3 separate regions of the Homo sapiens genome follow, and all the other regions are linked to region 1. The links are chromatin contacts, found by Hi-C in ENCODE. All regions are on one chromosome and are shown on one strand. Each heading gives the region's core, a stretch centred on a gene start or an enhancer-like site at or near the end of the contact. The rest is flanking DNA. Distances are from core to core; before and after follow the strand shown. Region 1 has its middle 390 kb from the start of LINC02792. Region 2 has its middle 130 kb from the start of LINC02792. Region 3 has its middle 33 kb from the start of ADGRL4.

The links. Hi-C counts contacts between places; a loop is a spot of excess contacts on that map. Pooled maps may share reads with other maps.
Region 2: a map with no recorded cell type shows a loop between it and region 1 (5-fold over the local background). The contact joins two enhancer-like sites. A Hi-C loop is called at or near these places in 3 of 37 single-sample maps with no recorded cell type and 2 of 50 pooled maps.
Region 3: a map with no recorded cell type shows a loop between it and region 1 (12-fold over the local background). The contact joins two enhancer-like sites. A Hi-C loop is called at or near these places in 2 of 37 single-sample maps with no recorded cell type and 2 of 50 pooled maps.

The regions. Positions count from the first base shown.
Region 1 is chr1:79,708,720-79,713,162 of GRCh38, reverse strand. No RefSeq gene overlaps it. Among named protein-coding and RNA genes, the nearest start is that of LINC02792, 390 kb to the right of the region's middle. Within about 2 kb of position 2,127, at least 2 of the 41 ENCODE cell types and tissues checked have a DNase peak (open chromatin) inside an H3K27ac peak, as active enhancers do.
Region 2 is chr1:79,190,528-79,195,063 of GRCh38, reverse strand. No RefSeq gene overlaps it. Among named protein-coding and RNA genes, the nearest start is that of LINC02792, 130 kb to the left of the region's middle. Within about 2 kb of position 1,508, at least 7 of the 41 ENCODE cell types and tissues checked have a DNase peak (open chromatin) inside an H3K27ac peak, as active enhancers do.
Region 3 is chr1:79,037,823-79,042,124 of GRCh38, reverse strand. No RefSeq gene overlaps it. Among named protein-coding and RNA genes, the nearest start is that of ADGRL4, 33 kb to the right of the region's middle. Within about 2 kb of position 1,289, at least 2 of the 41 ENCODE cell types and tissues checked have a DNase peak (open chromatin) inside an H3K27ac peak, as active enhancers do.

The DNA of each region.
Region 1 (4,443 bases), core at 878-3,377:
GCAGATCACTTGAGGTCAGGAGTCCAAGACCAGCCTGGCCAACATGGTGAAACTCTCTCTCTACTAAAAACACAAAAATTAGCTGGATATGGTGGTGTGTGCCTGTTATCTCAGCTATTTGGGAAGCTGAGGCAAGAGGATCATTTGAACCCAGGAGGCGAGGTTACAGTGAGTTGAGATCGTGCTACTGCACTCCAGCCTAGGCCACAGAGCAAGGCTCTGTCTCAATTTAAAAAATAAAAATAAATAAAAAATAAATAAAATAAATCCAGTACCCAGAAGACAAGGGAAAAGTTTATTCCCAGACAACATGGGGATCATTTTCTAATCAAAATATTTACCCACACTTAGGGTAAAAGATCTTAATAAGTTCTAGCCATCAGGATATCTCCTATGCTTCCCATTTTACATGGAAGTAATTACTGGAGTTACTGTGTCCCAGCTTCAGTATATAATAATGAATATGTATATTGGGAATGTGGATAACTTGTCTTTTTTATGCATAGGTTCCCGTAACTGGAAGAGCCATAACTGAATCTGATAGAGAGGATAGTTCATCTTCTGGGTAACTGGTCATCTGAACTTTGAGTTAGATACTGTGACTGGAAACACTTTGTATTGCTTGGGAGTCATTAAGGGCTTTAAGTGGCTGTGAATGAGTAAAATGAGTTAAGTGAATCTTTAATGAAGAGTAAAATGGACTGTAGTGAAGGCACCTGTAAGTGTCACACAATCTTTATCTTCTTCCTTCAGCCCACATAATTAGATTGTATTTTCTGGGCTTTTTTTTTTTCTTTTTTATCTAGGTGTGGTAATGCCACTGAATTCTAATCAATGAAATGTGAAGAGATAGATGTGCATTGCTTCTAGGTCAGTCCCATCCATTAAAATCTCCAATACGTGATCCCCCATTCTCACTTATTATTCCCTCTCCATCAATAATACATCTTTCTATGTGGTTCTATATAATGGTGGAGCAACAGGATGCCAGGAACCTGGTCTCTGAATCATTGCTGTAAAGATAGCCATGTGGCCGGGCGAGGTGGCTCACACCTGTAATCCCAGCATTTTGGGAGGCCGAGGCGGGTGGATCATCTGAGGTCAGGAGTTCAAGACTAGCCTTGCCATAATGGTGAAACTGTCTCTACCAAAAAATTAACCAGGTGTGGTGGTACAGGGCTTTAATCCCGGATACTCAAGTGGCAGATGCAGGAGAATTGCTTGAACCCAGGAGGCAGAGGTTGCAGTGAGCTGAGATTGTGCCACCACACTCCCGCCTGGGTGACAGAGTGAGACTCTGTCTCAAAACAAACAAACAAACAAACAAACAAACAAAAACAAACCAGATAGCCATGCAGGAGTTCCATGTAACCAGAATCACTGGAAATAAACTGTTACATAAGCAATTAAAGGAACACTCTGGTTGCAACATGGAAAATGCATTAAAAACAGGTAGTAATAGTAACAAGCTCAAAGCCTTGGTGTAATAGAAGTCATGGTAAAAGGGATTTTTGAGATGATATTAAGCACTATCAAAAGACGCTGAGAGGTTTCATTGTTTCCTAGTGCTGCCATAACAAGTTATCACAGACTAGGTTGTATAAAATCAGAAATGTATTATCTCAGAGTTCTGAAGGCTAGAAATCCAAAATCAGTGTGTAGGCAGATCTTCCACAGCCCTGCTGGCCTCTGAGCTACTCTCAAAATCATGCTTTGCTTTTCTTGAAAAATGATATGTATTCATTGTCAAGTAGCCCTTTCAGCCCATTTCCTACCCAGGAATTCCAGAAGTCTGACTGCCTTCTTACATTTTGTCAAATCTCTGTCCCTTTCAGTCCAAGAGGGCAGAGGTTCTACTGAGATGGTTGAGTGAACTCATGAGTCACAAGTCTAATCTCTCCAGCAAAAGTTAGTCCCATGACACCCTTAGTGTTCTTTCCAGAGCGTGCTTCATCATTTCTTGCAATATGGGTATACTGAGAATTTTTCAAATGTTCAAGTTCTAGTTCTTATTTGCCTCATAGCTTCCTTTTTCTTTCTTTCTTTTAATATTTTACTATAAGCAGAAAGGAGAAACCACGCTGCAACATCCACACTGTACTTGGAAATCCCCTAAGTTAAATATGCAAGTACGTCACCTACAAGTTCCACTTTTTCACCCAGCAGAAGAAAACAATTAAGTCAAGTTTTGTGCCACTTTATAATAAGGCACCTTTCTAAAGGAGTTTCCAAAATCATGTTTCTCATTTTTATCTAAGACTTCACAAGAAGTAACTTTAGCATTTATATTTGTATCAATAATCTCTTCAAGGCAATCTAGGCTTTTTCTGCTTACCTCAAGATTCTTCCAGCTTCTACTTACCGCCTGATCCTAAAGTCTCTTCCACCTTTTTAGGTATTTATTACAGTGGCACCCCACCATTTTCCAGTACAAAAAATCTATAGTAGTTTGCTATGGCTGTCATAGCAAATTACCACAAATGATGTGTCTTAAAACAACAGAAACTTATTCTCTTACAGGTTTGGAAGCCACGAGTCCAAAATAAGGTGTTGGCAGGGTCATGATCATGTTAAAGGCTCTAGGGGAAAATCTTTTCCATGCCTTTTTCTTAGCTTCTGGTGAACACTATAATCCTTGATGTTCCTTAAGTCTTAGATGCATCACTACAATCTCTGCCTTCAGCATCAAATGATGTTCTCTTTATGTGTATATCTGGGTCACGTCTCCACTTCTTATAAGAACACCAATGATATCAGATTAGGTCCCACTCTAATCAAGTATGACTTTATCTTAACTTGATTACATTTTCAAAGACTATTTTCAAATAAGATCACATTCACAGGCTAGGATTTCAACCTTTCTTCTAGGGGATACAGTTCAACCAATAACAGAGGCCAAACAAGAAAATGTTAATTAGTACCACTGGTTTTAAAAACATGAAAATTATTGGTGACCTCGACAAAAGCAATTTGTAAATGCTATGTGATATAAGAATCAACAGTATTACATGACTACCAAAATAAATAATGCACCGTAGTTTTACTATCCAAGGAAAAGACTGACATAATAATGTGCTATTATTTCTGGTCCAAGTGCACAGACACCACTGAATTTCATTCTGGCATCACAATATTAGAGTGTCTAGGAGGGTGACTAGGGTAGTTATGTCTGGAAACAGTGATATATGGTAAACTTATGTGTTTAGACTGGAAAAGACACAATTTAAGAGCCTTTGATAGCTATTTTTGATAGCTGTCTCTGAAACCTGATAAACTAGCATTTAGTTGAGAGATTAGGCTTATCTTGAATAACTTCAGAATATTGAGTTAATTGAACGTAAGCAAAGCATAGTTCATCCTAATATGAGAAAGAATTTAATCATTATAGGTGTCTACAATTCCCATGTGCTTATTTAAATGATAACAACCATTTTGTGAGTGGAGAACTTCTAACTGGGGCTAAATGATTGAAAACTGGAGCTGCTACAAAGGAAATCATGTGGGAAGTAAAAAAGTAAATTATGTTATCTTCAGTTTCTTGCAAATCATGTACAGATGCTCCTTGACTCCTGACGGAGTTACTTCCCAATAAATCCATTGTAAGTTGAAAATATTTGAAGTAAAAAATGCATTCAGTACTCCCAACCTTCTGAACATCTTTGCCTAGCCTAGCCTGCCATAAATGTGCTCAAAACACTCACATTAGTCTACAGTTGATGAAAATCATTCAATGCAAAGTCTATTTTACAATGAAGTATTGAATACTTCAGGTAATTTATTGATGTGCATGTTGCTTTTGCACAATCATAAAGTAAAAATATCCTAAGTCAAGTCATGACGAATTGGGGAGCATCTGTATTCTCATTCTTTTCAAAAATTCAGATGGCTCTTCAGCCTATTTTTAGCTATAAAAATTAAATAATAGATATAGAAATATAGGCATTTCCCCCCATCAGCTGTAAATTCACAACTAACTTAGTAATGCAAAAAGTATTCATTTGTTTATTAAAATAAAAATATCAGAAAAGATGCAGATATAATATTGTTGAAAATTTAGTAATAATTTAAAGCAGATGCTTGGCAAACTAGAAACAGAAAGTATCATTTTTAACCTGTGAGCTAGGCCAGATCCTAATGTTCATCTAGAAATAGTGCTGGACAGAATGAGAACTTGATCTCTTCTATGGTTACTTTCATTTTGTTTTATTCCCACTTTAACCAACAAACAATGTAAAGAGTCCACAGGAAATTAAAAATACACAACACAGGTGGATGCAACCTAAATGTCCACAGCTTCCTTATTTGTCACAGAAGCTCACTACCTCTTTTTATTGAAGAGGCTCAGAAAATAGGCTCTTTGTTTGTGACTGAGAATCATCAGCTTTCTTCACTAGGACTATTAATAGTTTGTGGTTTTGGATGGCCTACAACATGATAAAGAAA
Region 2 (4,536 bases), core at 259-2,758, 520 kb after region 1:
TAGCTATCTTTTAGCAGTTTAATGAAGTTGGTTTAACTAGATTAGTGTTTCATCCTCCATGGCCAGAGCTTGAAAAATTAGGCTTTCTGAGATTTAGAGTTACGTGTTATTATTACTTCAAAAGTGCTTTTTTAATAATATTAACTCTGGGTAGTGTTTATTCAGGGAGAACAAGTGATGCATCATATTTCATTTTTCTTTTTTTTTTTTTTTGAGATGGAGTTTCTCGCTTGTTTCCCTGACTGGAGTGCAATGGCGCAATCTCTGCTCATTGCAACCGCTGCCTGCCAGGTTCAAGTGATTCTCCTGCCTCAGCCTCCTGAGTAGCTGGGATTACAGGCATGTGCCACCACGCCCGGCTAAATTTGTATTTTTAGTAGAGACGGGGTTTCACCATGTTGGTCAGGCTGGTCTCGAACTCCTGACATCAGGTGATCTGCCTGCCTCAGCCTCCCAAAGTGCTAGAATTACAGGCATGAGCCACCGCGCCTGGCCCATATTTCATTTTTTCCAAGTCTTGAATTTATTTTTTGAAAAAAAATTATTGTGAAAACCTATGCCCAGAAACTGAGGATTAGTTAGGAAAGGGTTCTGTTCACAATTTATTGAACATATAGAGTGGTACATCATTAAAAAATGGTTATCTACACATTTCAACCAATTCTAAGGATGCAAAAAATTATTTTTTAATGTGTGTTTTGACAAGACCGTATCTTCTAGTACGTTAATGTAAAACACTAAAATGTCACTTCTATTATTTATTAATGAGGTTATGGGAGGAGAACAGAGTATTAAGAAGGTCAGAGAAGTCATTAATTGTAGGTTTAAAGAATGGTGGATGGGTTAATTGAGAATCCGTGAAAGGTTTTATTTTGTTTATTTGACTTTAGAATATTAAAAAATATTTTAGTCATTTCATTAAAAAGCCTTGGCATGGTAAGCTATCTTAGAAGTCAAAATATATATTGAATCATTTAAATATTCTTCATTTTGGACAAATAATATGATAGATTTTCTGAAGAAAACCAAATATTTGATGAGGCTCTTAATGAACAATGTAAAACTGTTTAATTAGAGTTACTTGACACATTCTTGTATTTAAAATAGTTCATTATAAACATTTTACTCTTGTATTTTTATAAAGACTGGCTGGAAGGAAGTCATTTTGGACCAGAGCCAACCCATAACACAATGCAGAGGTATTGCTTTTTTTGATAAGTTAAGAATTGCCCATTACAAAGGTCAAAATCTTTTTTTTTTCCTTTGCCAAAAGTCAAATGCTGTTATATTTATATTGTCCCTTTAAAATTATGATTAAACATTTTTATTTGTACCGTCTTTAGCTGTTACTCAACATCTGGGTAAAATGTCAGAGTCACTTTTTATCTTTCTTAAATGCTTTTGTTCCTACTCAGCAGCTGGGCTGAGAGTCACACTAAGGAAACAACGTAGACTCCTGCCTTACTCTGCGGGCTGCTACAAAGGAAGGGGAAGCCAGGTGTGCTAAGGGCAGAAAGTCTTTGTTCTGAAGCCCTCCTTGATGCAATTTGACCTAAACAAGTTCAATCTCACAGCGTGTTCTGAAACCTGATTGAATAGTAGTTACTCTTACAAATTAAGGTAAAGCAAGAATACGTTTAAGACTTTAAAAAAGACTGGTGATTTTAATGGCTTAGGCTTTCATTATGACTCAGCAGCATGCTGGTAGAATTTTGTTTTCAATGTCAGGAAGCAAGACCAGGATACAGGCAGTTTAGGTAGAGCAATCAACAGAGACACAGAGCAAAACTGCAGTTGAGCACAGTGTTTATGTTCTTGTGTCTGGGACAACTTGGTTCTCTTTGCGCGGTGTTTCTTACATGAAAACAATAGCCCTGGCATAAAAAACGATGTCTCTCAAGTGAATCATGAGTGTTCTTTTGTTTGTTTGTTTTGAGGTGGAGTTTCACTCTTATTGCCCAGGCTAGAGTGCAATGGCACCATCTCAGCTCACTGCAACCTCCGCCTCCCAGGTTCAAGCAATTCTCCTGCCTCAGCCTCCCGAGTAGCTGGGATTACAGGCGTGCACCACCAAGCCCAGCTAATTTTTTTTTTTTTTAATTTAGTAGAGATGGGGTTTCTCCATGTTGGTCAGGCTGGTCTCAAACTCCTGACCTCAGGTAATCCACTCTCCTCGGCCTCCTAAAGTGCTGGGATTACAGGCGTGAGCCACTGCCTCCAGCTGTGTCTTCTTTAATTAATACCCAAAGGGTAGTTTAATATATTTAAAAACAAGCTTTTGTAAAAGTGCAAGGTAATATAATAGTAGGTTTTAATTGGCCAGGCTGAATTACAAAATTCTACTTTTACTTTAGCAGTTTTCCTCAGTGCCGTATGCTAATGCTAATGGATAAATCTATGAGATATCCTCTTGTACTTAAGCTGATCCTGGAAGGGACTGAAATGAGCAAATTACTCCCTTCATGTACAATGTTCAACCATGTGAGGTAATTTTCTACTTCCAGTCCTCCTGAGTCCTTTTCACAGTACTGAAAGAAATAATTTCTCCAAATTGTTCCTCAGTGGCCCAGAACAGTGAAATCTTCATAAAGACAGAGCTTCTATAAACTTACAATCAGTTGTGGCAGATCTAAATGTTCAAAGTTAAAACTTGGTGTTGAAGGCGTCAAATAAAAAGTCAGTGAAGAAACATTTACATTACTGAAAAGTCCTTAATGTTTCACTGCTGTTTTCCACATGGAACAAGACTTGGTAATAGTTAAAGTCCTTTGAACAAAAAGAGGATAACTACTATTTACCTTCTAAGTCTCAGAGGAAAGCCTGAGTAAAGTCACTTCTCAACTCTCCTTGAGAGGAACCAGGCAATCATGGCAGGGACTGAAAGTTAAAGTGAGAAAGTGTCCCTTGAAAACACAACTAAACGATTTATCCTATGATGGTTCAATATGCACTTCTTAGAATATAAGGAAATGCTTATTTTCCTTTAAGAAACTATGAAAATAACAAGTAAGAACCTTTTCTTGCCATTTTTCTTTTCTGCCTGAATCTTGATATATTTTATCCTACAGAAGTTACATTTTAGCCAAAATAGGACAAATTATCTCTCTCAAGTTGGTCCTAAAACAGAATCCAGCATCCTGAAGTATTTATAAGTTCACAAACTATTTCCCACATTTCTCCTATTACCAAAGGTAAGAGATATTTAAAATCTCAAAAATTTCATTATCTGCATAAACATACTAATAGTGGTTAGGTTTCAATGAATTCCTTTTGGTTGTGTTTGAAACCGTGCTGTATAAATAACTAGGGTAACTGAAATTTCATTTGTAGCAGTACTGTACTTAAAATCTACAAATATCATAGGAGCTAAAGTTTTAACCAACTCTATTAGTTACTTATTACAAATAAAATCCTTCCAATTTCTTTACACAACAGTCTCTATTGAGTCAGGATACCCAGAATATCAGGCAATTAGAAACACGAAATTACTATATCTGTTCTGTCATAAACCAGGAGATTTAAAAATACTTTTTAATGAACACAAATTGCTCTATACTACCTCCACATTATAGCAGGCTTTCCAGAAACTGACACTGGATCTTTGGGATAAAAATAGTTGAAGACATCGAGTTGGAGAAACCATGTCATTTTTTATGTGAGTGGCAAGTTACAACACTAAGTCGCAACATCTAGAGGTGTGTGTAATCCAAGCTGAACCGGAAAATGTTCTTGAAAGCTGCAACAAATTGATATATATAAGGCTAGGAAAAGCAGGTTGGTGAAGAATCAGCTTATCATGGCCGCCTTTTGTTAAATCAAATTTAGCTTAAAGCTGCCTCCTTATTAGTTTGGCCTGAAGTTTTCTCTGAACATAGTGAGCAGTAACCTAACTCAATATGTAAATGGTCTACTCTTGTAACAAGCAGCCCTGTCTCAGTCAATCACAGAAGCTACACTTCAACTACTCACAGGTGACTGAAGCAAGAAAGTTCCCTGACTCCCCTGTGGGACTTGCAACAGGGGTGTGGCTAGTTTGCTTGGCTGCTGTGCACTCAAATCCCTATGGGAGGGGGAGCATGCCAGGTGCACAAGTGCAGAAGCCCAGGTGAGCGCTTTTGGGCTCCAACCCCATGGTAGCGTCTTGAGGTGTGTTACAATTAATGTTCTTTTAGCATTTGCTGTCCACTGATTAAGTGTTAAACCAGCTCAGTGGAAAGTCAGGGTGACAGTCTTTTACACCCTGACCTCTTGGTACCTAGGTCCTTGTCCAGCACCCAGGGAGAATCAGGTCACGTGGACTTGAAGGATGGTGAATGCAGGGAGGGACGGTGAGTGATGGAGGTGGCTCTCAGTGGGATGGATAGGGGCCTGGAAAGCGAATGGAGTGGGAAAATGATCTTTCCCTGGAGTTCCTCCATCCCGCAACTTATCTCCTCTCTGACTGTCCCCAGGCATGGTGGGCCAGAGCGGTCTTGGAAGAAATAACATTGGACATGAAAACAGGAATGCCTCTTCCCATTTAGGGCCGTGAGTTTC
Region 3 (4,302 bases), core at 40-2,539, 670 kb after region 1:
TGGTTTTTCAGTCAAACTTCTGACAATTCTACCTAAACAGGAATTTCTCATTTAGATGCTGAAAACAAAAATACTTCTTTGTGTTAATTTCCATTCACATATATTGTAATTTCTTTATGATTGGCCTTAAGTAATTTAGAAAATATTTTTCTCTTAATTTATTTAAATATTTGCTAGGTTAAGTAGTTTAAATGTATGATTTATTGGAAACAATTAAGATGGCCAGGCATGGTGACTCACGTCCCTAATCCAAGTGCTATGGGAGGCCAAAGTGAGAGGGTTGCTTGGAGTTTAAGACCATCCTAGGCAACAAAGCAACACCCCATCTCTACAAAAAATAAAATTACAAAATTGTCTGGGCATGGCGGCATGCACTTCTAGTTCTAGCTACTTGGGCATCTGAGATGGGAAGATCCCTTGAGCCCAGGAGTTCGAGGCTGCAGTGAGCTATGACCACACCACTGCACTCCAGCCTTGGTGACAGAGAAAGACTGTACAAATAAATACATATAATTAAGATGATTTCCTGGACTTTTGTTTCTACACTTGCGTTATGTCTTATTCAGATCTCTCTCTTTGGCTGCATCATTTGATAAAAGAAAAGAAAGAATAAAAGAGAATGCAATCTCCTAACAGAGGGATCCCTTTTGGATTTTTCCTGCCAAATATATTTTAATATTATGGTAAAGTTGTATTTAGTAAAAAATATTTTATGTCATTCATTACTCAACATTCACTTATTAAAATATATTTGAATGCATAATATTTTTGAGCACTATTCTGGATAATGTAGATGTCTTTTTTAAGAGTTGGTATCTGCTTCCTTCCTTTATATAGTAACTCTGGGTCTTAAATTAACTGAATTGACAGGGTTCCACCCAAATTTCCTCTGGCAGCTTTTTCTTTTAAACCTACTGCAAATACAATTTCTTCAAGTCAATAGAAAATAGGTAGTCCTTATCAACCACAAATAATTACTTAACTGTGTATGAGCAGGCACATAAGGGTCAGTCCCCACCCTCAAAGCCTGAGTTTAGAATAAATCCTGGAAATAGTGCTCAGTTTATCAGGGAATATGAAAGTTGACATTTCTATAGTTAACATGCTTTGTCTCTGGTACTGACAGAAGAAAAGAAAAGACTGATCTAATCATTCCACTGTTCCAAATTACATCATAGATAGTGACTTAAAATGAAAACATACTTCATAGACCTACTCTGTAAGGTTTCTATTTCGTGCTGTGACAAAGTATTTAGGGACTGCAAATGACAGATGTGAAGTACATTAGCGAAATGAATAGTTACATCGTCCCACCAGAGGAAGCACTTTTTTTTATCACAACAATTTATCATGAAAGAGGTGGTGATTTAAGAGAAAACATTGAAACGAAAGTACGTATTGCAAAGGAAGTTAGCAAATTGAAATTATGACTAAAACACTAGTAAGCAGAAGCTTTTGTAAATGCTTTGGAAGAGCATTTTTGTGACTGATTTTAATACGTTGAAATTAAACTGTATTACTTAAAAGGTGAATAAGTGAAAAAATGTACAAGTCTCAGAGTACCTCATGTCAAAGGAAAGAAGGAAGCTTAACCGCGACTTAGATATTACTTGCATATTTCGCTCACTGGCTTTAGAGTATCATTACCTGTATTCTTGAGTGAGATTAGTAATGAATGTAAGTATATTATGTAAAGCGTTGTTTCAAAAAGAGAGCTTGAAAATTTTTTTTTTGGTTAAATTTTTGGTTAGATCTGATTAGACTGTCACTATTTTTACCTTATAAGACTATTGATACTTGAAATAGTAGAACTATCATCATTCCACTTTCAAAACCAGCAGCCTTTCTCTCTCTCTCTCTCTCTCTCTCTACACACACACACACACACACACACACACACACACACACACACAGAGTTATTATTATGTATTTCATGAAGATAGCTTATCAACCAAACTTCTGAGTGGGTAGAATCTTGCCTAAACAGGAATTTCTCAGTTGGTTGCTGAAAATAAAGTACCCATACATGTATATTTTGATGTGCATATATTTTAATTTATTTAGTTGTAATTAGCCCTCAATGTTTTTAAAACTGTTGCTCTCTTAATTTAAGTAAATTAAGAATCATTTAACTTTTTTTGGATCATTCAACTGATATTGTGGCAAATACTGAATTTCCACTGCCTAAGTATCTGGTAAATATTTTTTTCATTCCATTCAAACATTTTAGAAATAAATACAAGTCTAAGTTCAGAATCTAAATGCTTAAAAAGCAGATAAATTTGATTAATTCTATTTTATTTTATTTTCTTTGCTTATCAATAGCTATTAATGTTTAGAAAGTGTTATTTCAAGGCCATGTGTGTTCAAGAAGACCTCTAGAGACAAATGTGTATAATAAGTTATTATAAATGCCAAAATTACAAAAGGGAAACCTGATTTTGAGACAGGAGATTTGGGTGTAGATGCAGGGAACCAAAGGCTGTTTCACACCAACTTCATAGAACTGAATTGAAAGGAAAACTCTCACTTTTCACACCTAAGTAACAAAAGGACCAGGGGCTACTCCCTTTGCGAACCCCATTTTTTTCTGCGTGGCAGATGAGAAATTGGCTGTCCCCAGCAAATCAGACTGATTGCAGGTGGAATCTTCCTTTGCAGCTTTGTAACTTCACTCCAGCCTCTGAATGGTTGCTGTCCACAACCGATCAGATTGATTGTGGTGAGCCTTCATTTGCATGCAATGTATAACTTTGTAACTTCACACTAGCCTCTGATGGTTGCTTCTTGCAACCAATGAGATGTTTGCACAGGAGTGTGACCTTGGCAACTTCATTTCAGCCTCTGGTTGGCTGCTTTCTGCAACCAATCAGACTGATTGTGGGCTACCACTTCATTTACATGAGGTGAGCATGAAGTGGCCAATGGGAAACTTCTAGGGGGTATTTGCACCCAAGAAGATTCTCTATCCTGGCCCTTGAGCCATTGCTCGGGTCTGCTCCCACACTGTGGAGTGTACTTTTGTTTTCAATAAATCCCTGCTTTCATTCTTCTGCTGCTTCATTCTTTCTTTGCTTTGCGGGGCATTATGTCCAATTCTTTGTTCAAAACGCCAAGGAACTGGACAACTTGCAGTCACAACCCACTACTGGTGACACTTTGGACAGAGGAAAGTCAATTTTTCAATCTTTCACAAACTTTACTGCATGTAAAGAACCTCCTCTACAAGGCTCTTAAGACACAGAAATGGAAAGATACAGCTCAGAAACTTGGGAGGTCACTTTAAAAAAATGAGGTAGTTAACATACAATTTCAATACAGCACAGATATGCTGTAATAAAAGTATTTTTAATATGCTGTGAAAGAAGAATAAAGTGCCTCAATCTGTGAGAAATTTGTAGGCAAATCAGCCCAGAGAAGGAAATCTATAGGTACGTTGCCAGGACATAGAAGTTTCCCAAAGCAGAAACCAACCCTACCCAGCCCAAGTTGGAAGGGTGAATACAGCCAGTCAGGATACTTCTATTTTTCTGATCAGTCATTGCATTAGGAATGGCTGCATTAAATGATACAGGACAACATTAGAAGAAATATGTAGGCAGAAAGGTCCTGGGAAAAGTTCAGGAGAAACCTAAAAATGTGCACATATTTTCAGAAAATGTGCAAAACTTGGGGAGGTTGCTTTAACTGAAAACGGTCCAAAGCTTACTCAGAGTTACATTTTGCATTTGCAAGCTAAATGACTTAACTTTTCTCATTGATCAAAATAATAGAGTGTGTGTGTGTGTGTGTGTGTGTGTGTGTGTGTGTGTGTGTGTGTTAGTCTGTTCTCACATTGGTCTTGCTATAGACCTACCTACCTGAGACTGAGTAACTTGTAAAAAAGAAAAAAAGAGGTTTCATTGACTCACAGTTCCACAAGCTGTACAGGAAGCATGGCTTGGAGACCTCAGGAAACTTATAATCATGACAGAAGGCAAAAGGGAAACAGTCAAGTCTTACATGGCTGGAGAAGGAGAAAGAGACAGGGGAGGAGGTGCTACACACCTTTAAACAACAAGATCTTATGAGAACGCATTCACTATCACAAGAATAGCAAGGGGGAAGTCTGCCTCCATGATCCAATCACCTCCCACTAGGCCCTTCCTCTAACATTGGGAATTACGATTTGACATGAGATTTGTGCAGGGTCACAAATCCAAACCATATGATTCTGCACTTGGCAATTCCCAAATTTCACATCTTTCTCACATTGCAAAATACAATTTTAACTCTTCAATAGTCCCCAATTCTTACCTTATT